Regions from separate parts of the Mus musculus genome. Here region 1 is linked to region 2. The links are chromatin loops, found by intact Hi-C in ENCODE. Cell type or tissue: left cerebral cortex. All regions are shown on one strand. Links, peaks and the distances in the headings refer to the core of each region. The heading gives the core; the rest is flanking DNA. Region 1 overlaps Slc13a3 (solute carrier family 13 (sodium-dependent dicarboxylate transporter), member 3). Region 2 overlaps Slc13a3 (solute carrier family 13 (sodium-dependent dicarboxylate transporter), member 3).

Region 1 (2,903 bases), core at 318-2,817, 56 kb before region 2:
ATCAGTGTTGCGGTCGGTTGAGGCTAGAGTGATCGGCTCAGGAAAAGGTGGAAGGTCAAGCCAGGACATCAGTCTTGTGGCCAACAGATGTCTGGATAGGGACGGTGGATGCATAGGAACCTTATGCCTGCAGGGACCATGGTTGCTGTGTGCTCTACCCCAGAGGCAAAAATCACAAAAGCAGACCCACCAGCATGGGTTTCGGGTGAGGTCGTGCCAAGACAGGGACAGTCCCACCTTGGGTCTAACTGGATGGGGCAGCCACAGCCACCTTAACCTGTGTTAGCTGAGTAGATGTCAGGGATTGTGGCCTGCCTGATAAGGAAAGGCCTCCGGCCAGGCTCTGCAGCAGTATCTTCGGCAGTCTGCTCAGCCAGGGAGGTGCCTGTGTTTGCCTTCCTACTTGACACGTGAGGAAGTAAAGGCCTAGGAGGCCGGGTAACCTGCCCAACGCAGCCCAGGGATAGCAGCGGGTGTGGCTCAGCACAATCCTCAAACTTAATGCATCTTGAGACTTTTGAATCTTACTTTTGGGGTAAGTCAGTGGTGAGATTCTCAGGCATGTGTAGATGACACTGTACGGCAGGGTCAGAGGATCACACATGCTCGGTGGGGCTGCGTGCACTGGGCTGGCGCCCTCTTCATTATCAGGAAAGGACCACTCATTTGTTTGTGGCTCCCTGGGTGAGAACTGCATATGCGAGCCTGAGATGTCACTGCCAGGACCTGGCCTTGGGAAGCAGGTGGATCCGTTGGGTGAGGAGGCTTGACATCTCTGCATTCAGAGTGGTTTACGTAGTTTTCCTCAAGCTCCTGGCTGGTAAGAGCTGGCGTGTCCTCCTCTTGGTTGTGAAATGTGATTCCACAGAAGGCAACTCCGGGTTCATAGCTAGCAGGCAGTGTAGACATGGCCTCCCTAAGCCTGCAGGGCCAATCTCAAAAAGCTGATGGCAGCTTGGAGTGTCTGTAGTGTTTACCCAACTTCCCTCATCAGAGACTGCTTGGAAGTCTCTGAGCCCGAGGCATGTCCAGGCCACCAAGCAGGTGGCATTGGACAAGCATGGCCTGGAGATCCTTGGGACTGGCAGGTACCAGATGAGGGAAGAAACTTAGAAGACCAGGGCATCTTCCATTTGGTATGTTATGGAGAAATGGGGGTCACGCCAGCTCAGCGCTGGCTTTCTATCTCTGTGATCCACCCAGGCCACACATTCTGATGTTCATGGGTCACTGGTCCAGAAGGCGCTGGCCCACTGTGGAAAGCTGGGGTTGGGGACAGAGAGGCTCCTAGCACATGCTGTGAGTCAAGGTGCGAGGCAGGAGGGAAAGAACATGCCAAGCCCAGGCCTAGAATTCCCCACCCCCCAGGGCATCTTTTTCCATGACCCCAGGGGTTGCCAGCAACTCTGGACAGAAGTTAAGAGCTGCTGTGTTTCCCACCAAAGGCCATCTCTGGAGGTGGGAGTGTATCGGTGGCCAGCATAGCTGGTGGGTGTGGCTGCTTTTGAGTTAATACCAGCCCGTCTGCTGGCTGAGTAGCTTCCTCTCCTCTGGTTCCACAAGGAACAGACAGCTGCTCTGGCCCCCTGGCGGCTGTGAGTTCTTCACCACTGGGTGACTCTGAAGATGCTCTAAGCACGGGCAGCTGGGGAAGTTCCAGGCTGGACAGAGACAGAAGGTTGCACAGGTGGTGCACGGAGCAAGCTGCAGCTGTGGCTAAACCAGGTCTTAGGGCACAGCTGGATCCCCCTAGGGACACTCCCTGCTTCTGAATTTGCCCATAGGTGTCCTCTGGAAAGGCTTGACCTGGGGCAGGGACAGCAATCTTTTTAAGGGGTAGTGGGTCCCCAAGGTACCTTTCTTTTCTTTGGCTCAGTCTCTTGCCAGTGGGTGGCCACGAGAAGGCTTTTCCTTTCCTGTTTGTGGGGATTTGAGATCAGGGCTTCTCTGTGATCCAGACAAGTCACTGGCTCCCATGGGCCTCCCTTTCAACACAGCTGACATGCTGTCTGCCTTCCTGGTTATCCTTTGGGTCCCATGGCACAATCACCATGGACACATGGGGCTTTGTGACTTTTGAGCTCAATATTCAAGAATGGGGGGTACTTACATTGTCAGATAAGGGAAACCGAGGCTCAGGGAGCATTAGTGATGGATGAATAGGGGCCCTAAGATGAAGGAATAGAGGAGATGGCTCTGGGCTTGAAGGCAGAATGTCTGAGTCTCCTTTCCTTCTTGGTAGGCAAGGGATCCCTATCTCAGTGGGCTGTGAATTCAGACACAGCTCAGGGCAATACAGGACTTGGACATTCGTTGCCATAACAACAGCTAGCACCTTGGCCCCTCCCCACCTGAGCTTGGATATCACACCTCAGTTCCTTTCGCTCCCATAGTGGTCTTAAGAAGGAAATACAGTGGCCATCCTCATCAGATGAGGAGATGGCGACAGAAGTTGAGTCATGTTCCCGACGTCACATAGCTTCTGATCACCAACCCAGAGCCTGTCCATGCTCTCTCTCGGCCCTGAGCATTGGAAGACAAGATAACCAGGTGGTGTAAAGCCCTGGTGGAGATTTCTGGAAAAACAATTGACTTCCAGCCCTGTGGTTGACACTTTCCATGACCAGACCTTGCTGAATGTCTTCACTTAGCTGGCTTTTCACTGAAGTCCAGAAAGGGATAGGGGTGGCGAGGGGAGGAGGAAGGGGGCACATGGGAGGGACTGACAGCTCAGATCATAAAACTCTCACCTTGGAAGTGTGGGGACCTGAGTTCAATCCTGAGAACATGTGAGAAAATGTCGTGTGCATCTGTGATCCCTCACTGTGGGAGGCAGAGCCAGAGGCATCCCTGGGACTCACTGGTCGGCCAGGCCAGCCTAATTAGTGAACTCCGGGCCACTG
Region 2 (2,903 bases), core at 289-2,788:
ATAGAACTTAAATTAATATTAGCAAAGTACTTGGGGCAATGCCCACATGGAGGAAAACACGCTATTGCTCAGCAGATTACTTAAAAAGTAATACATCCTTTCCCGTACCATTTTTATAGACACCCATTAATCCGCAGAGTCATCAGAGGTACAGAGATGTTAGGTCACTTATCTAAGGTCACAGAGCTCTTACATGCTGCAATGGTTAAATGCTCTCTCTCTATCTCACACACACACACACACACACACACACACCAGCCTTCTCTTTCCTCAAGCTTGCTTTGTTTTCTTCTAAGAATTCGTTTGCTGAGCTGAGTCTGCTGTGTATTGCGAGGCCTTTAGAGAGATTTCCCAGGACCCCAGTGTTACATTCTTGCGGCCTTGATTAGTTTCGTGTGCTCTGCCACTCAAAGAATTAAAAGGCAGGGAGGAAATTGAGCTGACAAGTAGCAGCAGGGAAAATCTCAAACAGCTGACAGCAGCAGAGTCGGTGGGAAAAGAAGCTTCGGGTTATTTTTTAGGGATAGGGAACACTCATGTATACACAGAGAGAGAGAGACAGAGACAGAGATGGACACGGAGACAGAGACGGAGACAGAGGAAGACTGAGGGGGGAGGGGAGAGAGAGAGAGAGAAGCTAAAATGCAACCTCTCCATGAAAGTTAGGGTTCTAAGGGTCTTTAAGGCACACCCCTCCCCTGACTCAGGGTTGGTCAGTTTGAACAAAAACAGAGAGGCTAACAGACCCACCACTTTGGGTAAACTCGTCCTGGTCTGGCCTTGTACTTGTTGGTCTGGTCCATCAGCCACGGGGGTGGGTGTAGGGGATGGAGGACAACTGTTTTAAGTTGTGGGGCTTTTGTCTCAGGTCAGGAGGGTGAGGAAGAAATGGGGGGGGGGAGGCTTGCCACCCTTGTTATCTACCCACTCGTAGCCCCTCTTCCTGTCTGTCTGTCTGACTATGCATCTTCTAGTCCCTCGGAGACTTAGAATTTTGAGCTCTGGACTTGAACTGTCCTTAAGAAACATGGCCACACTATGTGTAGATGAGAGCACGGAGAGAGGGTCTGGCTGAAGGAAAGAGGAGGAAGAACAACAACACCCTGAAAGCTTAGTCTCCCCCCATTCACTTCTGCAAAGTGACCTGGGGTCTGCTGGTCACCTTTGGAGTCTGACAGCCACTGTGTCAATCAGCTCTGAGTCCCCCCACCCCCAGGCATCAGGTGACCTCGAGCGACCTCTGACCACTAGCACTCATGGTGCCCAGACACAGTGCTAAGTATTTTCGATCTGTAGGCTGCTTTTCTCCCTTATAACCTCTGGCCTACAGATAAGGAAACTGAGGCACGGGGAAGGTGAAAGAGTTAGCTGGGCAGCACACTTAACCCAGCTAAGCAGAGTCCCTTAGCTCTCCCCATGCTGCCTCTGGCTACTGCTGGTCTCTGGCCTCCCTGAGAATTCTGAGGGCTGTGTTTCTAAGGAAACCAAGACCATAGTTCCTCGGGGAATTGAAAAGGGCTGGAGGAAACCCCTTTAGTGTCCCCAGCAGAACCGTAGGGAGCTGGGAAGAGGAAGATGCCTTCCATTTAGGAGCCCAAGTCAAGGCACTGGTTGGCAAGGGTCCTCTCACTCAGAGGCCAGGCCACAGGAAGCTCTTGACTGGACACTTGCCTGGTCATTAACAGGCTCTCACAGTGTGCCAGACCATGGCTTGAGGGAGCACCAGCTGCCCTGTGCTCCCTGTAGCAAGGAATGGCTGGTGCAGCCTCTCACAGAACTCTGCAAATTGCAGAAAATGCCTTAATGCTATAGACTTTGCTGGGGTGTGATGTGTCTAAGCTGTCGTTTGTTTTTGTTTTGATTTTGGCTCTTTGGTTTTTGGCTTGTTAAGATAGAGACTCACACAACCCTGGTTGGCTTGAAACTTCCTATGTAGCCAAGGCTGGCCTTGAATTCTTGATCATCCTGTTTTCTACTTTCCAAATGGCTGGGATTAAAAGTGTGAGCCACCGCACCCAGCTTCTTAAGCTCTTATTACTCTGGCCGTGGAAGTAACTTCTAAGGTAAATCAGAGAAGCAAATGTGTTGTTCCTTCTGGACAATGACTGCTGTGCCCCAAATCTATCAAGGAATCTTCTAAAGACAGATATGGTGATCCAGACATGCAATCTCAGCTACTCAGGAGAGAGAGGTAAGAAAGGCAAAAGTTGAAGGGTAGCCTGGGCTATAGAGTGAGTTCACCCGAAGTAACAAGGAGAGTGTAGCCGGCAGGTAGCGCTCAGTGGTAGAGCACTTGCCTCACATGTGTCAAGTTCTGGGTTTAGTGTTCAGTCTTGCAAAGGTAAATAAATACATTAATAAGAAATATAGCTCCAGAATGGGCAGTGAATGTTGCACACATCATGAACGAGCAAGCTCCTCTCAGACATGTTGATTTGATTCTCAGTGTTTGGGGCTCATCCAACTCTGCCTTGGATGAGCCCCTAAACCTACAGCTCTGCTACCCTTCTCAGGAAGAGCCCTAAGGTGGGCTGGGAAGTCCAGGGGGTCCTCCTGCTCCCACGTACTGACGCCATAGGTGTGAGCTACCACACCCAGGTGGGAATTGCTCTTAAAGGGTCATGTGACAGCCAGCTCCTCCAGAGGAAGGTGGAAATGATAGGGAACTTTCTAGAAGTTCATATGGATTCTCAGTCACTGTTATGGGACCTTCGGCAAGTCACAAGATTGTTTCCTCTTCAATAAAACAGGGACAGGATGGTAGGGAGGAGGCAGCAGGTGCCAGCAGGTACCCAGCCTTGATAATAGTGATTCTTAGGATGGTGACTAGCGATACCATGTTAATATTGGCTTCTTGTGACTACAATATTGGTTAGTTATCATTGTGACAATAATCTTTAGGG

The links. Hi-C counts contacts between places; a loop is a spot of excess contacts. Peaks named below come from ENCODE experiments on the same cell type or tissue, not always from the same donor. Only the 100,000 strongest peaks of a DNase experiment are listed, where the experiment ranks them.
Region 1: it touches region 2 in a loop (2.2-fold over the local background); 3 of 42 quality-filtered maps call a loop at or near these places.

Annotation. Positions count from the first base shown.
Region 1 is chr2:165,469,056-165,471,958 of GRCm38, reverse strand. All of the region lies in intron 1 of Slc13a3 (solute carrier family 13 (sodium-dependent dicarboxylate transporter), member 3), which reads left to right. Among named protein-coding and RNA genes, the nearest start is that of Slc13a3, 2.7 kb to the left of the region's middle. In left cerebral cortex, for the core only: a CTCF peak has its summit at 1,585; no DNase peak of the experiment used is centred there.
Region 2 is chr2:165,412,846-165,415,748 of GRCm38, reverse strand. All of the region lies in intron 10 of Slc13a3 (solute carrier family 13 (sodium-dependent dicarboxylate transporter), member 3), which reads left to right. Among named protein-coding and RNA genes, the nearest start is that of Ocstamp, 14 kb to the right of the region's middle. In left cerebral cortex, for the core only: no CTCF peak of the experiment used is centred there; a DNase peak (open chromatin) is centred at 1,631.